Regions from separate parts of the Homo sapiens genome. Here region 2 is linked to region 1. Evidence: read pairs that join two places in POLR2A ChIA-PET (ENCODE). Cell type or tissue: Panc1. All regions are shown on one strand.

Region 1 (8,000 bases):
GTCTTTACAGCTCTAGGATACTAAGTGTGTCTTCAGCAGCAATGCCAACAACAGAGATCATTAGCACAGAAAAAGAGCACCAAGAGGAACCTTAGGACGCAGGCTACATTTTGAGACCTAGTTTTAAATATTGACTCCTGCTGTTCAAGCCTGCTGGCTTCCTTGTTGTGGGCTGACATTCAAGTGGAGAAGAAATAATTGTGGTATTTCCATGAATATAGCAGCTTAACTTAAAGACACAAAATCAACCCCAAAGGTTGTTTGTCATTGTGTAGACAAAATAATAACTGGTTAATTGCCTGAATTTTCTTCCTGTTCACTGGTTGTTTTGGTATCAAGTATCTATAGCCAAATGTAAGTTCTGTTGAGTGACTTGGCATAAGACCAGCTGTGCATTCAAAAGCAGGTGTAGCCAGCAACAAGCCAGGTGCCTGGTGGGAGAGCCTGCCAGGAGTTGAGAGATGGCACTTCCCCTATGTAGGCAGTGCATGTTATGCTATATCTTTAGAAATAAGCATCTGTTTACAAATGAATATAACCTTTGCCTGCTTACTCACCTTTCAATCTAGGGAAAAGGACTGCTATAGGCCTGTGTGGCAAAACTTGGGTTCAAGTCCAGCTCTGTGCTTATTGCGTACTTTGGACAAATCACCTATCTTATCTAAACTGGGAGACAATAATATCTACTTTGCAGCACTGCTGTGAAGATTAAATAAGATAATGTATGTGAAAGCATTTTGTAAATAGCACGAAGTCTTAAAAATGTAAAGATACATTTATGATAATGAATAACGGCACCATATTCAAGCAAACAACATTAGGAAGAAAACACTATTACATTCACAAACTATACAAATGCTTTTATGTATAATCAGACAATAAATAATATGTTTATTAACATATCCATGTATTCATTCATTCACTCATTCCTGACTACATAGCAGTAGTCCCTGGGGGAGATAAGAAGTCAGTTAAGGGAAAATAGTTAGACAAAAGATACATTTAGGATTTGATGATCAAGCAGTTCAATGTCTATTGAGCCAGTACTATGTTCCAGGAGCCAGGTTCCTTCCCTGGGGGAGCACACATCTCCAGTGGAGGGGCTTATAGTCACAGAGGGAAGATAATGGCTCAGTGAAGTCTGATGAATCCAGAGGATATCCAGAGTTCACCCCCAGCTTGGCAAATGGATGCTGACTGAACACTGATTTGATCTCAAGGCAACTTTCCAGAATGTTCGTTGCTCTCCCCATTCTCATTCAATTGCACTCATCATGTCCTGCCTGGATGCTCAGGACTCTCCCAAATGCACTGAATGAACTGCAAGGTACCTGGGCTAAGCCCAGTTTAGCCTTTCAGAGTAGAATGACTAGACTTGTGGACAACTAGACTAGTAGACTAGTAGAGAGATGGTCCTCAGAGCCTCCCTAACATAGTACTGAAGGAAAAGCCTTTTTTTTTTTTGAGACCGAGTCTCACTCTTGTTGCCCAGGCTGGAGTGCAGTGGCGCGATCTCGGCTCACTGCAACCTCCGCCTCCCGGATTTAAGTGATTCTCCTGCCTCATCCTCCCAAGTAGCTGGGATTACAGGCGCCTGCCACCACGCCTGGCTAATTTTGCATTTTTAGTAGAGACGGGGTTTCGATATATTGGTTAGGCTAGTCTCGAACTCCTGACCTCAGGTGATCCACCCACCTTGGTCTCCCAAAGTGCTGGGATTACAGGTGTTAGCCACTGCACCGGCTTTTTTTTTTTTTTTTTTTTTTTTTTGAGAGGGAGTCTTGCTCTGTTGCTTAGGCTGGAGTGCAGTGGCGCAATCTTGGCTCACTGCAACCTCCGCCTCCCGGGTTCAAGCGATTTTCCTGCCTCAGCCTCCTGAGTAGCTGGGATTACTGACGCGCATCACCACGCCCAGCTAATTTTTGTATTTTTGGTAAAGACGGAGTTTCACCATGTTGGCCAGGCTGGTCTCAAACTCCTGACCTCAAGTGATCCGCCCGCCTCAACCTCCCAAAGTGCTGGGATTACAGGCGTGAGCCACCGCGCCCAGTTAGGAAAAGACTTTTTAAGTAAAAAATAAAAATCATTGTGCCTCCTTTGAACATGTTCTTTTCACATTGTAGTAGCCAACACAAATGATTTAGCATATACATATATGATTTATGTTGAGAAAATATGCAAGATGAAGTAGCTTTAAGCAGCAGAGATAAAGGAATCTGGGCTGCCTGTTAGTCACCATACCCTTTGGTTTACCTGTATAATATTGCACCATGCTGCAGAAGGCATTCATCTCCCATATGCGGATCATTTAGGTCAGTGCTCATGGTTAATTCCAAACTTGCTCCTCTCGCTTTTACTTAAATAAATAAAAACAAATTTAAGATTGGCCATGTACTCCCCTACAGAAGGCTGAAAGTGGATGGTAACTACAGCTTTCCAGTCTAAGTGAAACCCTTGCCTTTGATCTCCCTCACTTCTCTCAGAAAATGGTAACAAAGAAGATTAAAGTTTTTCCCCCGTTGAGTGCTCCTCCTCCCTCCCACCCTTCCCTCTTTCTGAAGGGCTCTTAGGTCAGACAAGAGCATTGCATATATTTTGCAATCCAAAGACATCAAGCAGGGATAAAGGGCGTGGTTTCCTGCTCGGGGAAGAAGCCTCTGCCAGCGGCCTCCCCTCTGAGCCTCAGTAAGACGCTCCTTGACCTGCCCTGACTTTCTCCGTGCCTTTGACATTGATTAGTTCCAGGAACTCCTGTTGGGGGAGCCACCTGGTGTGCATTTTTCCTCTGCCTGTCAGAAAGACTTTCAGGCACCATGTGACTTTGAAGTGGGTGCCTTGTGGCCTGTTACAGAGATTCCTCAGAGAAAGACTGTGTCCTCTTCCACAGCCTGGTGGCGGGCAAATGTCTTCTTGCTTTGGATACTGTTTTGCCCAGGCCGGTGGTGACATCTGTGCCTTCTTTCATGATGTCTTGTAATCTCAATTTGTTTATTTATCTAGCTGTTTTACTCAGCTTTTGAATATGCACAAAATGTGTATTTCCTTTACTGTTCTTTAACATTATAACATTAGTGTAACACATGCTTTCTACTCTCTTTAAAATTATTTATTTATTTATTTAATTTTTGAGACAGAGTCTCGTTCTGTCGCCCAGGCTGGAGTGCTGTGGCACAGTCTCAGCTCACTGCAACCTCTACCTCCTGGGTTCAAGCGATTCTCCTGCCTCAGCCTCCCGAGTAGCTGGGATTACAGGCATGTGCCACCACGCCAGGCTAATTTTTTTGTATTTTTAGTAGAGACAGGGTTTCACCATATTGGCCAGGCTAGTCTCAAACTCCTGACCTTGTGATCTGCCCTCCTCGGCCTCCCAAAGTGTTGGGATTACGGGCGTGAACCACCACACCCTGCCTAAAATTCTTTTTTAATAGGCAAGGTTGTATAGACTTACAGTTGCATAAAGGTTATATGGAAAACTAACTTTTGGAACTTATTTAGATTATGTATTTCTGGTTTTTTTTTTTTTTTTTTTTTTGAGACAGAGTTTTGCTCTGTCAACCAGGCTGGAGTACAGTGGTGCGATCTCGACTCACCACAACCTCTGCCTCCTGGGTTCAAGTGATTCTCCTGCCTCAGTCTCCTGAGTAGCTGGGATTACAGGCATCAGCTACCATGCCCGGCTAATTTTTGTATTTTTAGTAGAAACGGGGTTTCACCATGTTGATCAGACTGGTCTCAAACTCCCGACCTCAGGTGATCCACCTGTCTTGGCCTCCCAAATTGCTGGGATTACAGGTGTGAGTCACCGTGCCCAGCCTAGATTATGTATTTCTTATGACTAAACGCCATTATAAATTAGCGATCTTATAATAAGTCTCATAATCATTCTAAGACTAAGGTTATCCTGAACAAACTATGGTTATCTCCACCCCCAATACCGTAATCATAATGACAACTACAGCATTCACCTAATGCCTAGCAGTTTTAAAAGTACTTTCCTATAAATTACCCATTTTGTTCTTTATACCAGTATCAATGTCATTTTACAGACAGAAAATCAAGACTTAGAGAAGATAAGAGATTTGCCCAGGATCACTCAAGGGTTACATGAAGGAGCCAGGATTTGAAGTCAGGTTTCTTACTGTAGAGCCACAGGGCCTGCCCGGGATGTACATACATCTCTCTAAGAGTCATGGGATCTGGCCACAAGTGGCAATAAATTTACAGGAATAGGCATCCAGGCACCGTGATTTGGTCATTATTTTGCTGCCTATCACTATGTGATCCTCTGTAAATCTCTGAACTCATCTAGGCCTCAGGTTACTCATCTCAAATAGCAACAGCCTGAACAAGGTTAGTAGTGTTTGTCAACAGGGATGACTCCATGCAGGTATTTCAAAGATTCTGCACATGCCTGACTGATTTCATAGAGGTGGAGGCTGACCTTTGACCACAGCAATCTTTTTTTTTTTTTTTTTGATAGGGTTTCTCTCTGTCCCCCATGCTACAGGGCAGTGATGTGATCAGCTCACTGTAACCTCAAATTTCTGGGCTCAAGGAGTCCTCCTGCCTCAGTCTCCAGAGTAGCTGGGACTACAGGCTTGTGCCACCATGCCCAGCTAATTTAAAATTTCTTTTTTGTAGAAACAGGGTCATGTTTTGTTGCCCAGGCTGGTCCCAAACTCCTGGTCTTAAGTGATCCTCCTGTCTCAGCTTCCCAAAATGCTGGGATTATAGGCGTGAGCCACCCTGCCTGGCAACAATCATTTTTAACTCTTATTTTCGATTTTCAATATTTTCAAATTCCTAAATATTTAGAGTTCATCTAAATATTATCTTAGTTCAAATGTTACAAATATGAACTCAAAACATATTGTAGGAGAAACCTATTAGGCAGAACCAGTACAAAGATGTTGAAAACTACTTATTTTTTATTTATTTATTTTTTTTGAGACAAAGTCTTGCTCTATCACCCAGGCTGGAGTGCAGTGGCACACTCCATTCACTGCAAACTCTGCCTCCCGAATTCAAATGATTCTTGTGTGTCAGTCTCCTGAGTAGTTCGGGTTACAGGCATGTGGCACCACGCCCAGCTAGCTAATTTTTGTGTTTTTTTAGTAGAGATAGGGATTCACTATGTTGGCCAGACTGGTCTCAAACTCCTGACCTCAGGTGATCTGCCCGCCTCGGCCTCCCAAAGTGCTGGGATTACAGGCGTGAGCCACCGTGCCTGGCCTGAAAATTAGTTTTGCAATCGTCGCCCACTTTGGAATAAAACGAGACTGGAGTTGGAAATGGGAAGATTTTTACATCTTTACAGAGCGTTGTCAGTGTGCTGTTAGTACCCTTTACCCTTGAAGCAGGGAAAAGGGGGTGCTTTTTCTTACCCTATGACCAGTGAAAAGGGCTTCTCCTGACCACTTATAGTACTTGATTTGTGTCCCCTGCGCATGTGAGGGGAATGAGTGGACCAGTATCTGACTGACTCCGGCTTAAGAGATCTGGAGCAGGAGGCTGTAGACGTGGCCTGGAGGACTGTAATTGAGGAAGTAACTGTACTGCCTTTGTATGAAAGGCCAAAGGGGCATGTTTCTGTGGACCAGATACAAACTAAGAAAGAGAAAGAGCTAGCCTGGGGGGTTGCCTTAGATTCTACTTCAGAGAGCTACCTAGGAGAGCAAGGAGACCTCAGTAGAGAAAGGCTGGAGGAGCCGGGCATGTTGGCTCACACCTGTAATCCCAGCACTAATGGCTGGGCGCGGTGGCTCATGCCTGTAATCCCAGCACTTTGGGAGGCCAAGGTGGGCGGATCACCTGAGGTCGGGAGTTCAAGACCAGCCTGACCAACATGTAGAAACCCCGTCTCTACTAAAAATACAAAATTAGCCAGGCGTGGTGGCACATGCTTGTAATCCCAGCTACTTGGGAGGCTGAGTCAGGAGAATCGCTTGAACCTGGGAGGCAGAGGTTGCGGTGAGCTGAGATCGCGCCATTGCACTCCAGCCTAGGCAACAAGAGCGAAACTCCATCTCAAAAAAAAAAATCCTAGCACTTTGGGAGGCTGAGGCAGGTGGATCACCTGAGGTCAGGAGTTCGAGACCAGCTTGGCCAACATGATGAGACCTTGTCTCTACTAAAAATACAAAATTAGCTGGGTGTGGTGGCACATGCCTGTAATCCCAGCTACTCAGGAGGCAAGGCTAGAGAATCACTTGAACCCGGGAGGCGGAGGTTGCGGTGATGTGAGATTGTGCCACAGCACTCCAGCCTGGGCGACAAGAGTGAAACTCTGTCTCAAAAAAAAAAAAGGTCAGGAGTTTGAGAAAAGTCGGAGGTAGGGACTGATGGAAGACTCAGTCACCCATCTTGAAGGCATCCACTTACGAAAGGAAAGTCATAGAAGTGAGAGTCTCCCAAGAACCCATGAGAGAAAGAGTTATCTTCCAAAAGACCATCCTGATGGCTAAATAGTAGAAAGGAGAGGTTTATTGGGGACATCAGTTTGTAAACCAGGAGGAGACAGTTTCTGGCATGTACCAAAGACACACTCTAGGCCAGGTGCAGTGGCTCATGCTAGTAATCCCAGCACTTTGGGAGGCCGAGGTGGGTGGATGGCTTGAGCCCAGGAGTTTGAGACCAGCCTGGGCAACATGGCAAAACCCCATCTTTACAAAAAATGCAAAACTTACCTGGGTGTGGTGGCGTAGCCTGTAGGATGCTGAGGTGGGAAGTTGGCTTGAGTTTGGGAGGCAGAGGTTGCAGTGAGCTAAAGTCACACCACTGCACTCTGGACTGGGTGACAGAGCAAGGCCCTGTATCAAAAAATAATAATAAAATAATAGAGAATAAGAATAAAGCAACCCAAAGCTCCTTTCCCTTTCTCATTGCTGGAGCTTAGCCTGAGGCAGTGCTAACTGGGGAGCAGAGAAGCATAAATTTTGAAAGGAGCTGAGAGTTTTCATTCCAATGGACTCATTGGATTAATAACTGAACTGAAACTGAGGGAATACAGTGGGCAAAGGACTTTCCTCTTTTCTTTTTCTTTTTTTTTTGAGATGGAGTTTCGCTCTTGTTACCCAGGCTGGAGTGCAATGGCACGATCTTAGCTCACCACAACCTCTGCATCCCGGGTGCAAGCGATTCTCCTGCCTTAGCCTCCCAAGTAGCTGGGATTACATGCGCACGCCACCACACCCAGCTGATTTTTATATTTTTAGTAGATAGGGGTGTCTCCATGTTGGTCAGGTTGGTCTCGAACTCCTGACCTCAGGTGATCCGCCTACCTTGGCCTCCTAAAGTGCTGGGATTACAGGCGTGAGCTACCGCGGCCAGCCGTCCTTTTTTCTTCTTTAGATCTAAAAGGAACCAGAAAAGGCTGGCACTAAATTCCATCCAAAGACACATAGCAGCCTCAGAGAATGGGCATGCAGGGACAGAAGGGAGACATAGATGAAGATTTTTTCTGCTGTGTTTCATGGGTCCTGAATATTTAATATAATGGTTACATGTATACACACACAAAAAAAATGCTATTTTTCTTTGTTACAAATAAGTTGATTTTAGGCCAGGCGCAATGGCTCACGCCTGTAATCCCAGCACTTTGGGAGGCTGAGAAGGGCAGATCATGAGGTCAGGATTTCGAGACCAGCCTGGCCAATATGGTGAAACCCCGTCTCTACTAAAAATACAAAAATTAGCTGGATATGGTGGCATGAGCCTGTAATCCCAGCTACTTGGGAGGCTGAGGCAGGAGAATCGCTTGAACCCGGGAGGCAGAGGTTGCAGTGAGCCAAGATTTGCCAGGACTGTGCCACTGCACTCCACCCAGTGAGACTCTGTCTCAAAGAAAAAAAAAGCAAACAAAAAACTAAATAAGTTGATTTGACAGTGTTCCTCAATTTCAAAAGCTTGAAAACCACTAGAACTTGACAATGTCAAAAGCTACTTCCAACACTGACATCAATACCAGTAATTACAGAGTGGAAGAAAAGGTGGCCGAATGT
Region 2 (8,000 bases), 300 kb after region 1:
AGCTTGGCAGAGTCAGCTATTTAAATTCCCTGGACGTTGCATTGAAGATTAGCTAGCTGTTCCCCAATCCATTTTCTCTTCCTCTTGGGTACACAGCAAAACTAGATTTTCCAGCCTCTCTTCCAGTTAGGTGTGCTGATGTGAATGAGTTCTGAACAATGGAAGGTGGTTAGAAGCAATCGTACCTTGAGGAGTTACCCTTAAGAACCTCTCACAGGAAATCTACATTCTTTCTACTACAATGACAATCTTGGGAGCATTGTGGAGAAATGGAGCCAGGAGATGGAAGAAATCTATGTCCCTGAATTATGGCTTTGAAAGTAAGAAAAGAGACCTACTAATCAAGAATACCTATTTTGCACATGTGTGGGAAATAGATAGCTATTGTATTAACCCCCTAAGATTTTGGGTTTTTCACAGGGACTACATTATCCTGATTCTGGGTTCAACAAACTGTGACCTATAGGTCAAACTCAGCCCATGGCTCACTTTTGTATAGCCCATGAGATGGTTTTAAATTATTTTATATTTTTATGAGGTTATTGGGAAAAAAAATGCAACAGAGACCACATGTGGCCCACAAAGTCTAAAATATTTACTATGTGGCCTTTTATTTTTTATTTTTTCAAGACGGATTCTTCCTCCATCACCCAGGCTGGAGTGAAGTGTTACAATCTCGGCTCACTGCAACCTCTGCCTCCCAGGTTCAAGCAATTCTCCTGCCTCAGCCTCCCTAGTAGCTGGGATTATAGACGCATACCATCACCACTGGCTAATTTTTGTATTTTTAGTAGAGACTGGTTTCGAACTTCTGACCTCGTGATCTGCTCGCCTTGGTCTTCCAAAGTGCTGAGATTACAGGTGTGAGCCACTGCACTGGGCCCTCTAGGTGGCCTTTTATAGAAAAAGTTTGCCAATCTCTATTTTAACCCACACGGAAATTTCATATGACAGAAATGTTCCAGACAGACATGAAGTCCTCAGACGGGCATGGTGGCTCACATCTGTAATCCCAACACTTTGGGAGGCCAAGGCACGTGACTTACCTGAGGTCAGAAGTTTGAGACCAGCCTGGTCAACATGGTGAAATCTTGTCTCTACTAAAAATACAAAAATTAGCTGGGTGTGGTGGTGCATGCCTGTAGTCTCCGCTACTTGGGAGGCTGAGGCAGGAGGATTGCTTGAACCCGGGAGGCAAAGGTTACAGTGAGCCAAGATCGTGCCACTGCACTCCAGCCTGGGCAACAGAGTTAGACTCTTGTCTCAAAAAACCCAAAAAAACTCACAACAGATAGGAAGTCCTCTAGTTATATTAAAGTTACTTTTCATATGCAAATATATTTAAATATATTGAAAAAAGAACGATAGATTTCTACTTCCAGAAAAAGTGGAATAACAGATTGGTTTTACCAGACTGGCTTTACCTTCTGATTTGAAACCATTTTTTTTTTTCTGGAGACGAAGTCTCGCTCTGTTGCTCAGGCTGGAGTGCAATGGTGCAATCTCGGCTCACTGCAACTTCCATATCCCAGGCTGGAGCGACTCTCCTGCCTCAGCTTCCTGAGTAGTTGGGATTACGGGCGTGAGCCACTGTCCCTGGCCCTGAAACAGTTTCTAAAAACCTAAAAACTCAAATACATGGTTTTCAAGACATTGAATGTTAGTCAATGAAGAAGTGACCCCGAAGAGATAGGAAACAAATGAAGTGAGTTGTGTGATAAGGCAGCCTGTTGCCTGTTGCCCAAGAGAACTTCCAGGTCTCCTGTGTGTGAGTTGGGGGAACCTGGAGTGGCCCAGCTGCCTCTTTGCACAGAGGAGGCAGGGCTGGGCAGCTGAGGAGGCTAAGTTGGCTAATCTTCACAAGGCAGAGAACTAGGTTGAGAGCTGCATACAGAAAGAACTGTGGCAAGGTGCAGAGATCCCCAAGTATGCTGTTGATCACTGATTAACATATTCATGTGAGAAAATTACTTTAGTCCAGGGGAAAACCTGTCCAAGAAGAGTAGAGGAAACAATCCCTAGAGTGCATGCAGCCAGGACTGGGAAGAGTTTCTATTGCCACCAAACAGAAAAGAAAAACCTCAAAATAAATAGGACATCTGGTAGAGCACTTAGAGGGATTTGCCTTAACAGTAGGGCGCAATAGCCCTAGACTAGATGCTGTTCTAGTTTACTTAATAGAGCTCAAAAGCAAGATCCAGGAAGATTAAACTTTTTCCATGTAATTCACCTGCATCCCAAAACACAACTCAAGAATATTTGTAGGAAAATAAAAATATCCAATTCCTACAAAGGTAAAATTTACAATGTCAGGCATCCAATAAAAAATTACTTCTCAAAAGAAGACAGTTATACAGCCAACAAACATATGAAAAAAAGCTAATCATCACTGGTCATTAGAGAAATGCAAATCAAAACCACAATGGGATACCATCTCGTGCCAGTTAGAATAGCGATCATTAAAAAGTCAGGAAACAACAGATGCTGGAGAGGCTATGGAGAAATAGGAACACTTTTACCCTGTTGGTGAGAGTGTAAATAGTTCAACCATTATGGAAGACAGTGTGGCAATTCCTCAAGGATCTAGAACCAGAAATACCATTTGACCCAGCTGTCCCATGACTGGGTACATACCCAAAGGGTTATAAATCATTCTGCTATAAAGACCCATGCACATGTTTGTTTATTGCAGCACTATTTACAATAGCAAAGACTTGGAACCAGCCCAAATGCCCATCAATGATAGACTGGATAAAGAAAATGTGACACATATACACTATGGAATACTATGCAGCCATAAAAAAGAATGAGTTCATGTCCTTTGTAGGGACATGGATGAAGCTGGAAGCTATCATTCTCAGCAAACTAACACAGGAACAGAAAATCAAACACTGCACGTTCTCACTCATAAGTGGGAGTTGAACAATGAGAACACATGGACACAGGGAGGGGAACATCACATACTGGGGCCTGTCGGGGTACTGGGGGGGCAAGGAGAGGGAGAGCATTAGGACAAATACCTAATGCATGTGGGGCTTAAAACCTAGATGACAGGTTGATGGGTGCGGCAAACCACCATGGCACATGTATACCAATGTAACAAACCTGCACATTCTGCACATGTATCCCAAAACTTAAAGTAAAAAGTAAAAAATAATTACCATACCCAATAAGAAATGGTTGGAGGACTTAAGCAGATGGACTTAAGCAGATACTTCGTCAAAGAAGATATAGGGATGGTAAATAAGCATGTGATAGATGTTCCAATTCATTAGTCATTAAGCAAATGCACATTAAAACCACAATGAGATGTCACTACATTGCCTGTTAGGATGTCGAGATTTAAAGACTGTCTCTAAGTTTTGCTGAGAATATGGAGCAAGAGAACTCTCATATACTACTGGTAGGAATGTAAAATAGTATAACCACTTTTTGAAAACTGGTGTTTTTGTTTGTTTGTTTGTTTTTTTGAGACGGCGCCTTGCTCTGTCACCCAGGCTGGAGTGCAATGGCGCGATCTCGGCTCACTGCAACCTCCGCCTCCCAGGTTCAAGCGATTCTCCTGCCTCAGCCTCCCGAGTAGCTGGGATTACAGGCACCCACCACCATGTCTGGCTAATATTGTTATTTTTAGTAGAGATGGGGTTTCACCATATTGGCCAGGCTGGTCTCGAACTCCTGACCTCAGGTGATACACCTGCCTCGGCTTCCCAAAGTGCTGGGATTACAGGCGTAAGCCACTGCACCCAGCCAAGGTGTTTTTTGTTTGTTTGTTTGTTTGTTTTTAAATAACGGAACATTTACTGTATGACTTGGCCATAAATACGAGGTGTTTATCCAAGTAAAATGATAGCTTATCTCTATACAAAGATACGTACATAAATTTTCCTAGCATCTTTATTTGTAATAGCCCCAAGCTGGAAACAAAGCAAATGTTTGTCAATAGGGTAATGGATAAACAAGCTGTAGTAAATCTTTATGTATTAGTTTGTTAGGGCTGCCATAACAAAATACCCCTTAGTGGCTTCAACAACAGAAATGTATTTTCTCAGTTTTGGAGGCTAAAAGTCCAAGATCAAGATGTCAGTAGGTTTGATTTCTCCTAAGGCCTCTCTTCTGTGGTTGCCTTCTCCTTGTGTTCTTATTATGTTCTCTCAGTGCATCCTTGAGGTCTTATGCATTCTGTGCTTCAGTCAAATGTACCTAATGCTTCTGCAGGTATCTAATCTCCTCTTTTTATAAAAACACCAGTCAGAAAGGATTAGGGCTTACCCTCATGGCCTCATTTCAACTCAATTATATCTTTAAAGCCCCTATCTCCAAATGCAGTCACATTCTGAAGTATTAGATTCTGGAACTTCAATGTAGGAATTTTGGGAGGACACAATGTAGTCCATAACACTAAGTAATAGAATACTACTCAGCAATAAAAAGGAAAGAACTATTGATACATGCTACAACATGGATGAATCTCAAAATAATGATGCTGAATGTAATAAATTAGACCGGAAAAAGGAAATACTTTATGATACCATTTATACAAAATTCCAGAAGCTGCAGACTACTTTATGGTGACAGAAAGGATCATTGGTTGCATGGGGATGTGAGAAGGTAAGAGGGTGAGACTGCAAAGGGGCAGGAGGAAACTTGTGGAGGTGATGGATGGGTTCATTTTCAAGCTGGTGGTGATGGTTTTATGGATGTATATGTATGTCAAAATGTTTTACATTGCAAATTTTAAATATGTGTAGTTTATTGCATTTCAATTATACCTTATAAAAACGTTTTTTAAAGAGCTATAAACATGTTATAACTTCATTTATAACCCATGGCAGGCCTAAGTTCACATGGCAATTTTGTTGTTTTAATAATAATAATAACGATAACTACCAAAAAAAGTGACCTGTGTGGGTGAATCATAGTGGTTTTGGGTTTTATCTGCTTTGAGCACCTGCTATTTTGCTTGTGCTGCACTGCTGTCCTCCTTTCCCCTGGAGGAAGCACCTCCAGTCTTTTGGTAACTGTTCCTTTCCCTGCTCTCATCATGGGGATGCAAGAAGAATACCTGCTTTTTTAGACACAATTGATTGGCTGATGGGTGGGCACTTCGAACCTAGTTTGTCCAATCAGATCACTTTCTTGGGGTTTTTCTTACTAAAACTGTGATGAGTTACATCATGCTGGAGATAGAAGCTATGGGATGAAGAGTTTCTGACTGGTGGTTTCCATGTTTTCTTCCATCTGGAGAAAGTTAGTGTGTGCTGAGAGAGAATGAAGCCCACACAGAGAGAGGCAGAAATGACAGCTGGAGGGAGAGGTTTGGCATTGTTTGAGGTTCTGGTTCTGGTTTCATTTATTCCTGAGAACCAGTGATATCCCTGACCTTTCCATAATTTTCATTTTTCCACATTTCCTTATATTTTTTGTGCTAATAATTTCCTCATTTATCAAGTTAATTCAAGTTAGGCTCCTGTCATACCAAACACCGTCCACAGTTTGTTATGTATTTAAGACATACATTTCTAATTTCTCTTTCAATGCCGGAGATCCTGAAATATCTCTGAGCAAATAATTGGGAGTAGGTCTGACCAAATCAACAATTCCACTTAATTCAACACATGTTTATCAAATACCTACCAAGCCAAGACAGTCTCATCAAGAATGCATGTAAATGGCCACTCAGAATTGGAACAGCTAAATAATTTTGAGATATTCCACTATAAATAATTTTGTAGCAAACTCCCAAGTGTACATTGCTGAAAAAAATAGATGGAGCCCCAAATTGAACTCATTAGAAATATGACCATAGGGAAATGAAAATCATTCAATGATAACTTTTATTTTCTTAGCATTTCCTGGATTCTAAATCAACTGTGGGCTAGAAACTGGCTCTTAGACTTTATCTTTTATGGTAACTTACACCATAATCAAGAGAAAGCTTTTTAGTTCCAAGGAATTGTAATTCAGTAAGATACTCTAAATTCAGTCATCCATTTCTCCCTGTTGCCCCAAACCACTAGGAAGTAAAGAAACTGAGCAAAAGCTGTATAGCTCTTCATTATAATGCTACTGTTTTGTTTTGTTTCATTTATTATTATTTTTTAATTTGTCTTTTGTGTTGCACATGACAGGTGATTGGGTATTTTCTTAGTGGTTTAAGGAGTAAACCACTAAGTCTTCCATGTCACTAGAGGGTTTTAAAAATAAAGTGTGGTGGTGTTTCTTGATAACAGAGTTGAGTATCAAGTGCACGTGTCTCCCTCGTATAGGGTTAAATAGTCATGGTGAGAATGTCTTAGAAATGATCAGATAAGGCCAGGCGCGGTGGCTCACGCTTGTAATCCCAGCACTTTGGGAGGCCGAGGCAGGTGGATCATGAGGTCAGGAGATTGAGACCATCCTGGCGCTAACACGGTGAAACCCCATCTCTACTAAAAAAAAAAAAAAAATTAGCTGGTCGTGGCAGCACACGCCTGTAGTCTCAGCTACTTGGGAGGCTGAAGCAGGAGAATCGCTTGAACCCGGGAGGCGAAGGCTATAGTGAGCCAAGATCGCACCACTGCACTCCAGCCTGGGTGACAGAGCAAGACTCTGTCTCAAAAATAAATAAATAAATAAATAAATAAATAAATAAATAAATAAATCATATCATGGCAAGTAGAGTGCTAAGCAGAGTATAGGTACTTAATAAATAGCTACTAACCGATTACATAGTAAGAGGTATTCAGAAAATGTATACCCAACATTCACATATGAAGCTGCTTCTATCTTAAAGTTTGTTAAGAAATTCTTTAAAAATTAATAAAATCTTAAAAAAGCACATGCTCTTAGGAAGGTTTCAAGGTTTTTATTGTTTGTTTTGTTTTTTGGAGCAAGCATGAATTTGTTTCTCTGTTTTTGCCTTGTTACCAAACCCGAACTATCTCTAACTCATCAGTCCAGGAGAGGAACCCAGTATTATCTTGCCAAAATGTAATTTTTAATATTTCTCACATTATCAAACTGTAATTCCTGCTCCCATAGGGCCCTTTGCCATCACTAAAATACCTTACTTTTCCATCTATCGCTCCCTTTGATTAGTCACAGTTTAGAAGTGATGACTACCTTTTTCTTAACTCATTTTTTAAATTATATAAGTAATATGCTTTTAATAGTATAAATGTTGTGTTAGGCAGTTTTCTTGCTATAAAGAAATACCTGAGGCTGGGGAATTTATAAAGAAAAGAGGTTGAATTGGCTCACAGTTCTGCAGGCTGTAGGGGAAGCATGGCGCTGGCATCTGCTTGGCTTCCGGGGAGGCCTCAGAGAGCTTTTACTCATGGCAGAAGGTGAAGCAGGAGCAGGCATCTCACATTGCAAAAGCATGAGTAAGAGAGAGAGGTGGGGGTGCGGGGAGGTGCCTCACATTTTTAAACAACCAGATCTCACCTGAACTTATCACCAAAGGATGATGCTAAGACATTTGTGATGGATCTGCCCCATGATGCAAACATCTACCATCCGGCCCCACCTCCAACACTGGTGATTACATTTCAACATGAGATTTGGTGGGGAAACAAATCCAAACCATATCAAACATGAAAAAATGAAGGTGACCCCCTACTCCCCAAAAAGAAAGAAAAATCACTCTTCATTTCCCTGCCCAGAGATGTCTGTTGTTAACCTTTTGGTAGGTTAACAACATCTTGTTTCTTTTTCGTCAGCTTCTTTTGCTTTTCTTCCTCTTCCCTCTTTCTGTCTCTGCCCATTACACACACACACACACACACACACACACACACACACACACACACACTTGTACAGTACATGCCTGCATGTTTCAAACTGCAGTGGAATTGTACTCTTTATCCCATATCATGAAAAATTTTAATGTCAATGAAAACTCACATCCAGTATTATTTCTAATGACAGTACAATGTTTCATTGTGCAATTATACTTCAATATAGCTTCCAGAAAAATTTAAAATATTATCAAGAGGAAGTATAGTCTTTAGGATAAA

The links. Peaks named below come from ENCODE experiments on the same cell type or tissue, not always from the same donor. Only the 100,000 strongest peaks of a DNase experiment are listed, where the experiment ranks them.
Region 2: POLR2A ChIA-PET joins it to region 1 with 16 read pairs; 1 of 35 experiments calls an interaction of 5 or more read pairs at or near these places.

What each region holds. Positions count from the first base shown.
Region 1 is chr3:177,281,909-177,289,908 of GRCh38, forward strand. No RefSeq gene overlaps it. Among named protein-coding and RNA genes, the nearest start is that of LINC00501, 8.5 kb to the right of the region's middle. RefSeq lists an enhancer at 2,121-2,853 and a silencer at 6,516-6,730. In Panc1, no CTCF peak of the experiment used is centred here; a DNase peak (open chromatin) is centred at 4,270; H3K27ac peaks cover 3,887 bases.
Region 2 is chr3:177,580,511-177,588,510 of GRCh38, forward strand. All of the region lies in intron 2 of LINC00578 (long intergenic non-protein coding RNA 578), which reads left to right. Among named protein-coding and RNA genes, the nearest start is that of LINC00578, 140 kb to the left of the region's middle. RefSeq lists a silencer at 3,042-3,209. In Panc1, no CTCF peak of the experiment used is centred here; no DNase peak of the experiment used is centred here; H3K27ac peaks cover 1,155 bases.